Regions from separate parts of the Homo sapiens genome. Here region 1 is linked to region 2. A link is an interaction called in ENCODE POLR2A ChIA-PET data of the cell type or tissue named here. Cell type or tissue: PC-9. All regions are shown on one strand. Each heading gives the region's core, and the rest is flanking DNA. Links, peaks and the distances in the headings are about the cores only. Region 1 overlaps PROSER3 (proline and serine rich 3). Region 2 holds the start of LOC124904705 (a long non-coding RNA gene).

Evidence for each region. Peaks named below come from ENCODE experiments on the same cell type or tissue, not always from the same donor. Only the 100,000 strongest peaks of a DNase experiment are listed, where the experiment ranks them.
Region 1: POLR2A ChIA-PET joins it to region 2 with 26 read pairs; 6 of 35 experiments call an interaction of 5 or more read pairs at or near these places.

Annotation. Positions count from the first base shown.
Region 1 is chr19:35,770,480-35,775,479 of GRCh38, forward strand. PROSER3 (proline and serine rich 3) reads left to right here. Exons shown (of 11, transcript NM_001367856.1): 11 at 1-687. Among named protein-coding and RNA genes, the nearest start is that of ARHGAP33, 2.6 kb to the right of the region's middle. RefSeq lists an enhancer at 4,577-4,636 and a silencer at 4,867-5,000. In PC-9, for the core only: no CTCF peak of the experiment used is centred there; DNase peaks (open chromatin) are centred at 3,112 and 4,912; H3K4me3 peaks cover 441 bases.
Region 2 is chr19:35,875,994-35,882,169 of GRCh38, forward strand. It overlaps APLP1 (amyloid beta precursor like protein 1), which reads left to right. Exons shown (of 17, transcript NM_001024807.3): 11 at 524-623; 12 at 1,725-1,832; 13 at 2,089-2,115; 14 at 2,591-2,661; 15 at 2,897-2,959; 16 at 3,081-3,224; 17 at 3,350-3,799. The coding sequence ends at 3,448. It overlaps LOC124904705 (a long non-coding RNA gene), which reads right to left and starts at 6,132. Exons shown (of 2, transcript XR_007067245.1): 1 at 5,834-6,132; 2 at 3,671-4,136. It also overlaps the pseudogene RN7SL402P. In PC-9, for the core only: no CTCF peak of the experiment used is centred there; a DNase peak (open chromatin) is centred at 3,928; H3K27me3 peaks cover 2,598 bases.

The sequences.
Region 1 (5,000 bases), core at 1-5,000, 110 kb before region 2:
CATCAAGAGGCAGAGTCTATGTCCCTTCATCTTGAAACTGGGCCCCTCAACAAATAAAATGCAGAGGAAGTGATGCAGCTTAACTTCTAAAGTGCAGTTAGAAAAGATGATTTCTCAGCTGGGCATGGTGGCTCACGCCTGTAATCCCAGCACTTTGGGAGGCTCAGGTGGGCAGATTACTTGAGGTCAGGGGTTCAAGACCAGCCTGGCCAACATGGTGAAATGTCTCTACTAAAAATACAAAAATTGGCCAGGCATTGGTGGTGGGTGCCTGTAATCCCAGCTACTCAGGAGGCTGAGGCAAGAGAATTGCTTGAACTCAGAAGGCAGAGGTTGCAGTGGAAAAAAAAAAAAAGATAATTTCTCTCTCTTTCTCTCTCTCTCTGACACTTGCTTTAGAGGCTACATTAAAAAAAAAAACTAGTTGCCATGCTGGGGAGGGGTTTGGGTTACACAGGTGTATGCACTTATGAAACTTAGTGAAGTGTGTGAATTTCATTGTATGTAAAGTTTACCTCAAAAGAAAATATTGAACGCCAGTTAAAGATACGCCTGTAATCTGACTTCTTTGGGAGGCCAAGGCGGGAGGATCACTTGAGGCCAGGAGTTTGAGACTACCCTGGGCAACACAGCAAGACCTGTCTCTACAAAAATAAATAAGTAAATAAATAGCCAGATGTGGTGGCACACGATTTGCAGTCCCATTACTAGGGGCGGGGAGGGGCGCTGAGGCAGGAGGTTTACTTGAGCCCAGGAGTTCAAGGCTGTATTGTAGTGAACTAAGATCATGCCACTGCACTCCAGCCTGGGCTACAGAGCTAGACCCTGTCTTTAAAAAAAAGAAAAGAAAAAAAAAAGTATGTACACTGAAATATTTAGGGAACAATAAACCAATGTCGACAATTTATTTTGAAATGCATCCAGAGATGAGTTGGATTGATGGATAAATAGTGTAATAGGTAGATGTGAGATAAAGCAAATACAGCAAAGTGTTCATGGTAGGATCTAAGTGGCGGATATGCGGGTGTCCACTGTAAAATTTTTCAACTTTGCTGTAATTTAGAAACTTTTCATGGCCGGGCGCGGTGACTCATGCCTGTAATCCCAGCACTTTGGGAGGCCAAGGCGGGCGGATCACGAGGTCAGGAGATCGAGACCATCCTGGCTAACACGGTGAAACCCCGTCTCTACTAAAAATACAAAAAATTAGCCGGGCGTGGTGGCGGGCGCCTGTAGCCCCAGCTACTCGGAAGGCTGAGGCAGGAGAATCACTTGAACCTGGGAGGCAGAGCTTGCAGTGAGCCGAGATTGCGCCACTGCACTCCAGCCTGGGTGACAGAGCGAGACTCCGTCTCAGAAAAGAAACTTTTCATAATAAAATGATGGAGAATATATGATTGGGGTTGTTTTGATATCTGCATTTACAAAATGGAGGGATAAGATGGATTTCTAGTAACTTCTGTATGTCACATGGTAAATATAATATTTGTTTTCAACCTTTCTTTCTTTCTTTTTTTTTTTTTTTTTTTTTGAGATGGAGTCTTGCTCTGTCACCCAGGCTGGAGTGTAGTGGTGCAACCTCGGCTCACTGTAACCTCTGCCTTCCAGGTTCAAGTGATTCTCCTTCCTCAGCTTTCCGAGTAGTTGAGATTATAGGTGCATGCCACCTCACCTGGCTAATTTGTGTGTGTGTGTGTGTTTTTAGTAGAGACAGGGTTTCACCATGTTGGTCTGGCTGGTCTCGAACTCCTGACCTCATGATCCACCTGCCCCGGCCTCCCAAAGTGCTGGGATTACAGGTGTGAGGCACCGCACCCGGCCTGTTTCTAACCTTTCTAAGCAAACCATACATTTAAATGAAATCAGAGTGGGCACAGTGGCACAGGCCTGTAATCTCAGCACTTTGGGAGGCCAAGGCGAGCAGATCACTTGAGGTCACGAGTTAGAGACCAGCCTGGGCAATATAGTGAAACTCTGTCTCCACTAAAAATTAGCTGGGCCTGGTGGCGGGTGCCTGTAGTCCCAGGTGCTCAGGAGGCTGAGGCAGGAGAATTGCTTGAACATGGGAGGCGGAGGCTGCAGTGAGTTGAGATGGTGCCACTGCACTTCAGCCTGGGCAACAGAGTGAGACTCCATCTCAAAAACAAACAAACTAACAAAAAAATGTAATTGACAAGAAAAATAGCTGTTTAGATATAAGGAGAAATAAAAGATACTATAGTAGCAGAACCTGATCTAGCTGGGTCACGGGTGGGGTCTAGAAGCATTCCTGAGGAAGTTACACTTAAGCTGAGACAGGTAGAAATTATCTAGTTAACAAAGGGCTGTCCTAATTACTCTAGTTGGATAACCGCTCCCAAAACTTAGTGGCATAAAACAATTATTTTATTATGCTCATGGATTCTGAGAGTCAGAGGTTTGGACAGGGCTCATATGGGGACAATTTTTGTCTCCTCCATGATGTCTGGGGATTCACCTGGAAAGACTCAAAGGTGACTTGATAGACTTGATGGCTGTGGAGTAGAATCCTCCAGAACTTCTTCCGTGGTCTTCTCCCAGTCTGACTGGGACTATTGACTAATGCCTATACATAGCTCCATTGGCCTGGGCTTCCTCAAAGCATGTCTGCTTCAGCATAGTCACACTTCGCATATGATGCACCATGGTTCTACAGCTCATTCCAGTGGACGAGAACATTGGTCAAGAAGCTGCATTGCCTTTCATCACATAGCCTTAGAAATCACCGTGTCACTTCCACTGTTTTCTATTGGTTGAAGCTATCCTAGTCCCACCCAGATTCATAGAAAGCAATCATAGAGTCCGCGTCTTGATAAGAAGAGTGTCAGAGAATTTGCAGCTGTTTTAAAATCACTGCAGGACCCCATTCTCCATGATGTGATTATTACACATTGCATGCCTGTATCAAAACATCTCATGTGCCCCCTCAATATATATACCTAAATATACCTGTTATGTACCCAGAAAAATTAAAAAATAAAAAAAAAAATCACTGCAGGGGTTGATGGGGAAACACTAGACAGAAGGAATATCGTGTGGGAAATCCCTGTGATGAGAGTGAGGTCAGCAAATTTAGTACATAAGTAACTGCACATTCACCTCTCCCTCAGCACTCCCTTTCACCAGCCCTTGCTTAATTATTCTCCATAGAATGAATCACCTTCTAATATTTTTTTTTTTTTTCAGACAGAGTCTTGCTCTGTCTCCCAGGCTGGAGTGCAGTGGCAAAATCTCGGCTGACTGCAACCTCCGCCTCCTGGGTTCAAGCAATTCTCCTGTCTCAGGCTCCTGAGTAGCTGGGATTACAGGCACACGCCACCACACCTGGCTAATTTTAATATTTGTATTTTTAGTAGAGACGGGGTTTCAGCATATTGGCCAGGCTGGTCTCGAACTCCTGACCTTGTGATCCTCCCGCCTCGGCCTCCCAAAGTGCTGGGGTTACAGGCGTGAGCCACTGTCCCCAGCTTTTTTTTTTTTTTTTTTTTTTTTTTTTTGAGACAGAGTCTCACTTCAACACCTAAGCTGGAGTGCAGTGGCGCGATCTCGGCTCACAGCAAACTCTGCCACCTGGGTTCAACCCATTGTCTTGCCTCAGCCTCCCAGGTAGCTGGGATTACAGGCACGCCCGCCGCCACACCTGGCTAATTTTTGTATTTTTAGTAGAGACGGGGTTTCTCCATGCTGGCCATGCTGGTGTCGAACTCCTGACCTCAAGTGATCTGCCCGCCTCGGCCTCCCAAAGTGTTGGGATTACAGGCGTGAGCCACCACGCCTGGCCTAATATTCTATATTTTGTTTAATGTTAATTTTGTTCATTGTCTTCTCCCAGTAGCTTTTGAGCTCCAATGTGGGCAGGGTATATTTTCTCCTGGTTTGGTTGTTGATGTATGTACAAATTGATTAGAGTTTGAGTGAATGAATGAATGAATGAATGAATGAACAGACCAAGACCCTCTGAGATGAGAATTTGTTGAGGGCATGACTAAGGAGAGACCCTCCTGTGAAGGGCGTTATTACAGTGTTATCTGGGCATGCTCAGTATTAGCAGGCTCCATTGGGAATGGCTTTATGGGGGGCATAAGCATGATCTGGCATTTCCCCCTAAGCATTTTCCTAGAAAAAAAAAATCAAGGCTGGAGATTGGCCCGTAATAAGCAGTAGAAGGGGAAACAAGAAAATGTCCAGTGGGCAGGGGAGGCCAAATCGCAGAAAGCCTCGGGTTACGTCCTAGGCAAGGTATATGAGGCAACGAGAAACGTCCATGGGCGGAGCGTCCTCGGCATTATGTGAGCGGGGTCGGGATCAGGACTGAAAAGGTGAGACTTGGGACTGGGACTTTGAAAAGCTGCTTAAGGAACTGGGCACTGCTCTGAGGCCGTGGGAGAATCCAATTAAGACTATCAGGGGCTGGCTGGCGTGGTGGCTCACGCCTGTCATCCCAGCGCTTTGAAAGGAGGCTGAGGAGGGAGTATCTCTTGAGCCCCAGAGATCAAGACCATCCTGGGTAACATAGTGAGACCCCCATGTCTAAAAAAAATTAGCCAGGCGTGGTAGCGCACGCCTGTAGTCCCAGCTACATGGGAGGTATCGCTTGAGCCCAGGAGGTTGAGGCTGCAGTAAGCCACGATTGCAGGACTGCGCTCCAGCCTGGGCGACAGAGTGAGACCCTGTCTCTTAAAGAAATAAAAATAAAAAAGTCAGAAGAATGGACACTGGGAGTGGACGAAAGGTAGGGTCCATTGCTTGGTGTTGGAAGTGTCGGAAGCAAAGCATAAAGAACCTGGGGGCTTGTCTCAGGAGGGCGATGACAGCCAATGAAAAGCAGTCATGGGCGTGGCGCTGTCAAACTTCGAGGGGCGGGACCGAGGACACAGAGCCGGGGCGGAGCCCAAGGTGAAACCAATGAGAAGCCTCCGGGTGGGCGGGGCATCGGCCTAAGGCCAAGGGCGGAGCCAATGAGAAGCAGCGCCGCGTTCCCG
Region 2 (6,176 bases), core at 1,177-6,176:
CAAACTCCTGACCTCAGGTGATCTGCCTACCTCGGCCTCCCAAAGTGCTGGGATTACAGGCATGAGCCACCGCGCCCGGTCGAGAATCTCCTTCTTGTTCCTTGAACCCTCTTCCTGTCCCTCAACCTCCTTTCTCCATAACTTCACTTGTTTTCCCTGGAACCCCTGTTCTGTGCGCTCAAATTTGAATTCCCCTTTCCTGGATGTTTTCTTCCTGTCTATGAAACTCCATTCTGTGCTCTTGAACTCCAAATCTTGCCTTGAACCATGTCATTTCTATATGACCCTCCAATCCTCAATCTCTGTCTCTGGAATCCCCTCAAACCCCACTTTCTGTTCCTTGGACTTTATTCTTCAATTTCCTTCTCCTATGGCCCAGTTCCTAACCCTTGTACCACACATCCTGTCCATTGCATGTGCCGCTTTTCCTCAGTCGCTATTGAATTCCTCCTTCATACTGCTTCAGTTTCCTCATCTCCAGCCTGCATTGCGCAGTTCATCCTTCATGTCCACTCACCCACAGGTGCATACCCACCTTCAAGTGATTGAGGAGAGGGTGAATCAGAGCCTGGGCCTGCTTGACCAGAACCCCCACCTGGCTCAGGAGCTGCGGCCCCAAATCCGTGAGTGTCTATTACCCTGGCTCCCATTACAGATCTCTGAGGGCAGATCTTGACTCCTAAATGTTGGGCCCCCCCAATTTCATTTATTCCTCTATAACAAACAGCCCAGACCTTAGCAGTGAAAATCAACAATGATTTTTCTTTGTTCATGATTCTGCCATCCGGTCTGCGCTCAGCAGAGTGGTTCTTTCAGTGGTCTTGCCAGTGGTCAAGCATGCAGCTGTATTTAGCTAGCAGATCATCTAGGGGCTGGGAGTCTAGCACAAATGGACCTTTCTCTCTCTCCAAGGAAGCGCAAGGCCTCTCTTCTCCGTGGAGCTTCTCCATGTGGTCTCATCAGCAGGGTAGCTAGATTCCCTACATGGTGGTTTATGCTCTCTAAGACATCACAGTGGAAGTTGCTAGGTCTTAAGGCTTGGGCCCACATTCTATTTGTTAAAGCAAGTTACAAATTCAGTCCAGATTCAAGGGAAGGAACCTATATGCATACCGGAAAGTGTGACCTATTGCAGCCCCCACATCTATTGTGTCTTTCTCCTGGATATCTCACACATAACCCTGATTCTCCTAGTATTTAAGAAAGCTATCATCTTGAGGCGCGGTGGCTCACGCCTATAATCCCAGCACTTTAGGAGGCCGAGGCGGGTGGATCACTTGAGGTCAGGAGTTCGAGACCAGCCTGGCCAACATGGTGAAACCCCGTCTTTACTAAAAATACAAAAATCAGCCGGGCATGATGTCGCTTGCCTGTAATCCCAGCTACTTAGGAGGCTGAGGCAAGAGAATTGCTTGAACCCGGGAGGTGGAGGTTGCAGTGAGCTGAGATCGCATCATTGCACTCCAGCTGGGCAACAAGAGTGAGACTCTGTCTCAAAAAAAAAAAAACAAAAAAAAAACATAATCTTGAAACTTCAGCCTCCATCCTTCCTGCCAGCAGTGCCTCCATCCAGCTTCCCACTTTCTCAGATCACACTTCTGGCTACCCCACACTTGGGGCTGACTCTGCTGTCTGCATGATCTCCCACTTGCTCTACTGGTAGGGTGCCCTCCACTCACCCCTATGCTCACTACCTCAGCCACCTTTCTGCATGTCCCCCTCAGAGGAACTCCTCCACTCTGAACACCTGGGTCCCAGTGAATTGGAAGCCCCTGCCCCTGGGGGCAGCAGCGAGGACAAGGGTGGGCTGCAGCCTCCAGATTCCAAGGATGGTGAGTGAGCCCACATATAGATGACCCCAGACATTAGGGAACAGGCCCCAGCCTAATTTGTAATCCCCTAGAGTCTGAGGGTGTCTTCACCACCACAGTGACTGGGAGAGGATGAGGAGGAACGTCTAAGGTTGCAGGGGCCTCTGTAGGATCCCCAATCCTCCTTCTTAGTCCCTGGAAGGATGTTTCTCCACCTTTCTTTGCTGATACCCTCCTCTCTTCACTGTTCCACTCCCTTGCTTCCTCTGGCTGCCAGCAGACACCCCCATGACCCTTCCAAAAGGTGAGTGTCTCACAGTTAACCCCAGCCTCCAAATCCCACTGAATCCCTGAACCCAGAAGGAAACAGGGTCCATCCATTGGGAACCTCAGACCCCCTGGGGTAGAGTTTGATGTACTTTCCAGCCCCCTCCTCTGGACCCTAAAGAATGAGATAGGGCCAGGCGCTGGTGACTCACACCCGTAATCCTAGCACTTTCAGAGGCTGAGGCAGGAGGATCCCTTGAGGCCACGAGTTCTAGACCAGCCTGGGCAACATAATGAGACCCTGTACCTACAAATAATTTAAAAATTACCTGGGTGTGGTGGGGCATGTCTGTAGTCCCAGCTGCTCAGGAGGCTGACGTAGAAGGATCACTGGAGCCCAGGAAGTTGAGGCTGCAGTGAGCTGAGATCATGCCACTGCACTCCAGCCTGGGTGACAGAGTGAGACTCTGTCTAAAGAAAAAAAAAAAGAATGAGATCAGACTTGGGGGTAGGGTCCACAGAACAAGATGCTGCATCCCCTGAGAAAGAGAAGATGAACCCGCTGGAACAGTATGAGCGAAAGGTAAGTTAGTCAGAACTGTGGGCTCCCTAAGGGGAACAAGATCGGGGCCTATATGGCTGGGTACGAGGGAGGAGATGCTGGGGGCTTGGATTCCTTGTCCTGAGGGAAGAGGGAGCTGAGGACGTGGAATTGAGATCCTAGAAAATGAGAGGGCTGGGGGACGCTCTCTTGGGCCCTTGGGTAGGAAGAAGCCAGTGCCAGGCTTCTGGGTTCCTGACACCTCCTGCTCCCCCAGGTGAATGCGTCTGTTCCAAGGGGTTTCCCTTTCCACTCATCGGAGATTCAGAGGGATGAGCTGGTAAGAGGAGGAACAGCCGGGTACCTAGGGGAAGAGACCAGAGGTCAGCGGCCAGGCTGTGATTCCCAAAGCCACACAGGACCCTCAAAGAAGCCCTCTGCCCCATCTCCTCTCCCTGCAGGCACCAGCTGGGACAGGGGTGTCCCGTGAGGCTGTGTCGGGTCTGCTGATCATGGGAGCGGGCGGAGGCTCCCTCATCGTCCTCTCCATGCTGCTCCTGCGCAGGAAGAAGCCCTACGGGGCTATCAGCCATGGCGTGGTGGAGGTGAGAACCATGGCGTGGTGGAGGTGTGGGAAGAGTTCCTGAGCCCGGGTGTGGGCGGCCTGAGAGACTTGCGGGCAGTCCCGCCCCCGCACCACACTGTCCTTTCCCTCCCCTGCTCGTTGCAGGTGGACCCCATGCTGACCCTGGAGGAGCAGCAGCTCCGCGAACTGCAGCGGCACGGCTATGAGAACCCCACTTACCGCTTCCTGGAGGAACGACCCTGACCCGGCCCCCTTCACCCCTTCAGCCGAGCCCAGACCTCCCCTCTTCCTGGAGCCCCAGAACCCCAACTCCCAGCCTAGGGCAGCAGGGAGTCTTGAAGTGATCATTTCACACCCTTTTGTGAGACGGCTGGAAATTCTTATTTCCCCTTTCCAATTCCAAAATTCCATCCCTAAGAATTCCCAGATAGTCCCAGCAGCCTCCCCACGTGGCACCTCCTCACCTTAATTTATTTTTTAAGTTTATTTATGGCTCTTTAAGGTGACCGCCACCTTGGTCCTAGTGTCTATTCCCTGGAATTCACCCTCTCATGTTTCCCTACTAACATCCCAATAAAGTCCTCTTCCCTACCAGGCCAGTCTGAGTCTCTGTGGGAGAATTAGTCTGTAACCACAGCTGGACGCGGTGTCATCGCCGCCCAGGCCGCCTTGGCCTCTTTAAACGGGATGACGGAGCTTTAAATCTGGGCGGGTCCTGCGGGAAGGGCTGGCGCGCCGGGGGCGGGGCTCAGAGGCCAGGGATAGGCGCCTGTCCTGGAGCTGTCCGCGGTGCTGAACTGGCCGCGCCTTCCAACTGTCAGTTGGGTACCAGTGTGGACCCCAAGGAGGCTGGGCTCCAGCGAGTTTCCCCTGCCATCTGTTCAGCCTCACACACAATCACATGCAGCGCCCACCCCAATCTTCGAGAGTCCTGTAAGAGATTATGAATCGTGAACCACCGTTCCCATTCCCCAAAGTCTTCATTCCTTCTCGGGGAGTCTATAGAAACCCTCCTGGAGTGTGGAAATTCCAGTCACGTGTCCCAGAAAGGGATATATGATATCTGCACGTGCCTACTGAACTTCGTTTTATTTTCTCCCCCTACTGCCCGTATAAATGCAGAAGAATTTCTTTTTCTTTCTTTTCTTTCCCCACCTCCCTTTTTTTAAGACAGGGTCTAACACTGTCACTTAGGCTGGAGTGCAGTGGTGCAATCATAGCTTACTGCAGCTTCCAACTCTTGGGCTTAAGTGACCCTCCTGCCTCAGCCTCCCGAGTAGCTGGAACTATAGGCACGTACCGCCACCCCCGGATAATTTTTTTAAAAAAATTTTAGGCCAGGTGCGGTGGCTCACGCCTGTAATCTCAGCACTTTGGGAGGCTGAGGCGGGCGGATCACCTGAGGTCAGGAGTTCGAGACCAGCCTGGCCAACATGATGAAACCCTATCTCTACTAAAAATACAAAATTAGCCGGGCCTGGTGGCGTATGCCTGTAATCCCAGCTACTTGGGGGCTGAGGCAGAAGAATCGCTTGAACCCAGGAGGCGGAGGTTGCAGTGAGCCAAGATTGCGCCACTGCACTCCAGCCTGAGCAACAAGAGCGAAACTCCATCTCAAAAAAAAAAAAATTTAGAGATGGGGTCTTGCTATGTTGCCCAGGCTGCTCTCCAAGTCCTGGCCTCAAGTGATCCTCCCACCTCAGCCTCCTGAGTAGCTGGGATTACAGGCGTGCAGCACTGTGCCCAGTATTGGAATTTATACCCTCACATGTCCCATTATGCTGGCTCGGGTTAGCCCTCTACATATACAGTTATCTGTCCCAAGAGGGTTAGGAGGATTTAAAGGGTTAATATTCGTGGAGCTGTTATAACTGCACCTGCCACTTAGCAAGTATTTGTTAAATAAATTTTAAAGTATTAAGGTAGCAAACACTCATATGGTGTTCACCCTGTGCCAGGCACTACTCTGAGGGCTTTACATGCACTGGCACACTTAACCATTACTCCTGTGAAAGGAAAATAAATCCTGGGGGCCCCAAATCACTAAGTTAAAGGGAAAAGTCAAGCTGGGAACTGCTTAGGGCAAACCTGCCTCCCTTTCTATTCAAGGTCATCCCTGTACTCACTGAGAGAGGCATATTCTGATTGCCTCCTTTGGAAAAGCTAACCAGAAACTCAAAAGGATGCAACCATTTGTCTCTCACCTACCTGTGACCTGGAAGCCCCCTCCCTGCTTTGTGTTGTCCTGCCTTTCCAGACAGAACCAATGTACATCTTAACATATGTTGATTGATGTCTCATATCTCCCTGAAATGTATAAAACCAAGTTGTACCCCGAACACCTTGGGCACATGTCGTCAGGACCTTCTAAGGCTGTGTCATGGGTGCATATCCTCAACCTTGGCAAAATAAACTTTCTGAATTAATTGAGACCTGACTCAGATATTCGGAGTTCACATTTCCATCTAATGGAGTCAGTATTATGACTATTCCTATCTATAGATTAGGAACTGAGGCTGAGAGTCGTTACATCACATGCTCTATGTCATCATCCAGGAAAAGTCAGAGCTAAGAATTCAATCCAAGAAGCCTGGCTCCAGCATCCACTCTCCTGGCCACTTTGCTAACCTGTTTAATACTCCAAGGTTGTCCAATATGGTGCTCCGATTGTGCGCTTCAAAATTCCACGTGGCTGGGCACAGTGGCACGCTGCTCTAGTCCCAGCTACCCGGGAGGCTGAGGCAAGAGGATTGCTTGAGCCCAGGGCTTCTGGACTGGAGTGCACTGTGCCACTTGGGTGTCCACACTAAGTTTGGCATCAATATGATGACCTCCTGGGAATGGGAACCGACCTAGGAAACATAGGTCAACACTCTCATGCTGATCAGTAGTGGGATAGCACCTGTGAATAGCCACTGCGCTTCAGCCTGGGCAACATAGAGGGACCCTGTCTAAAAATAAAAATAAAAAT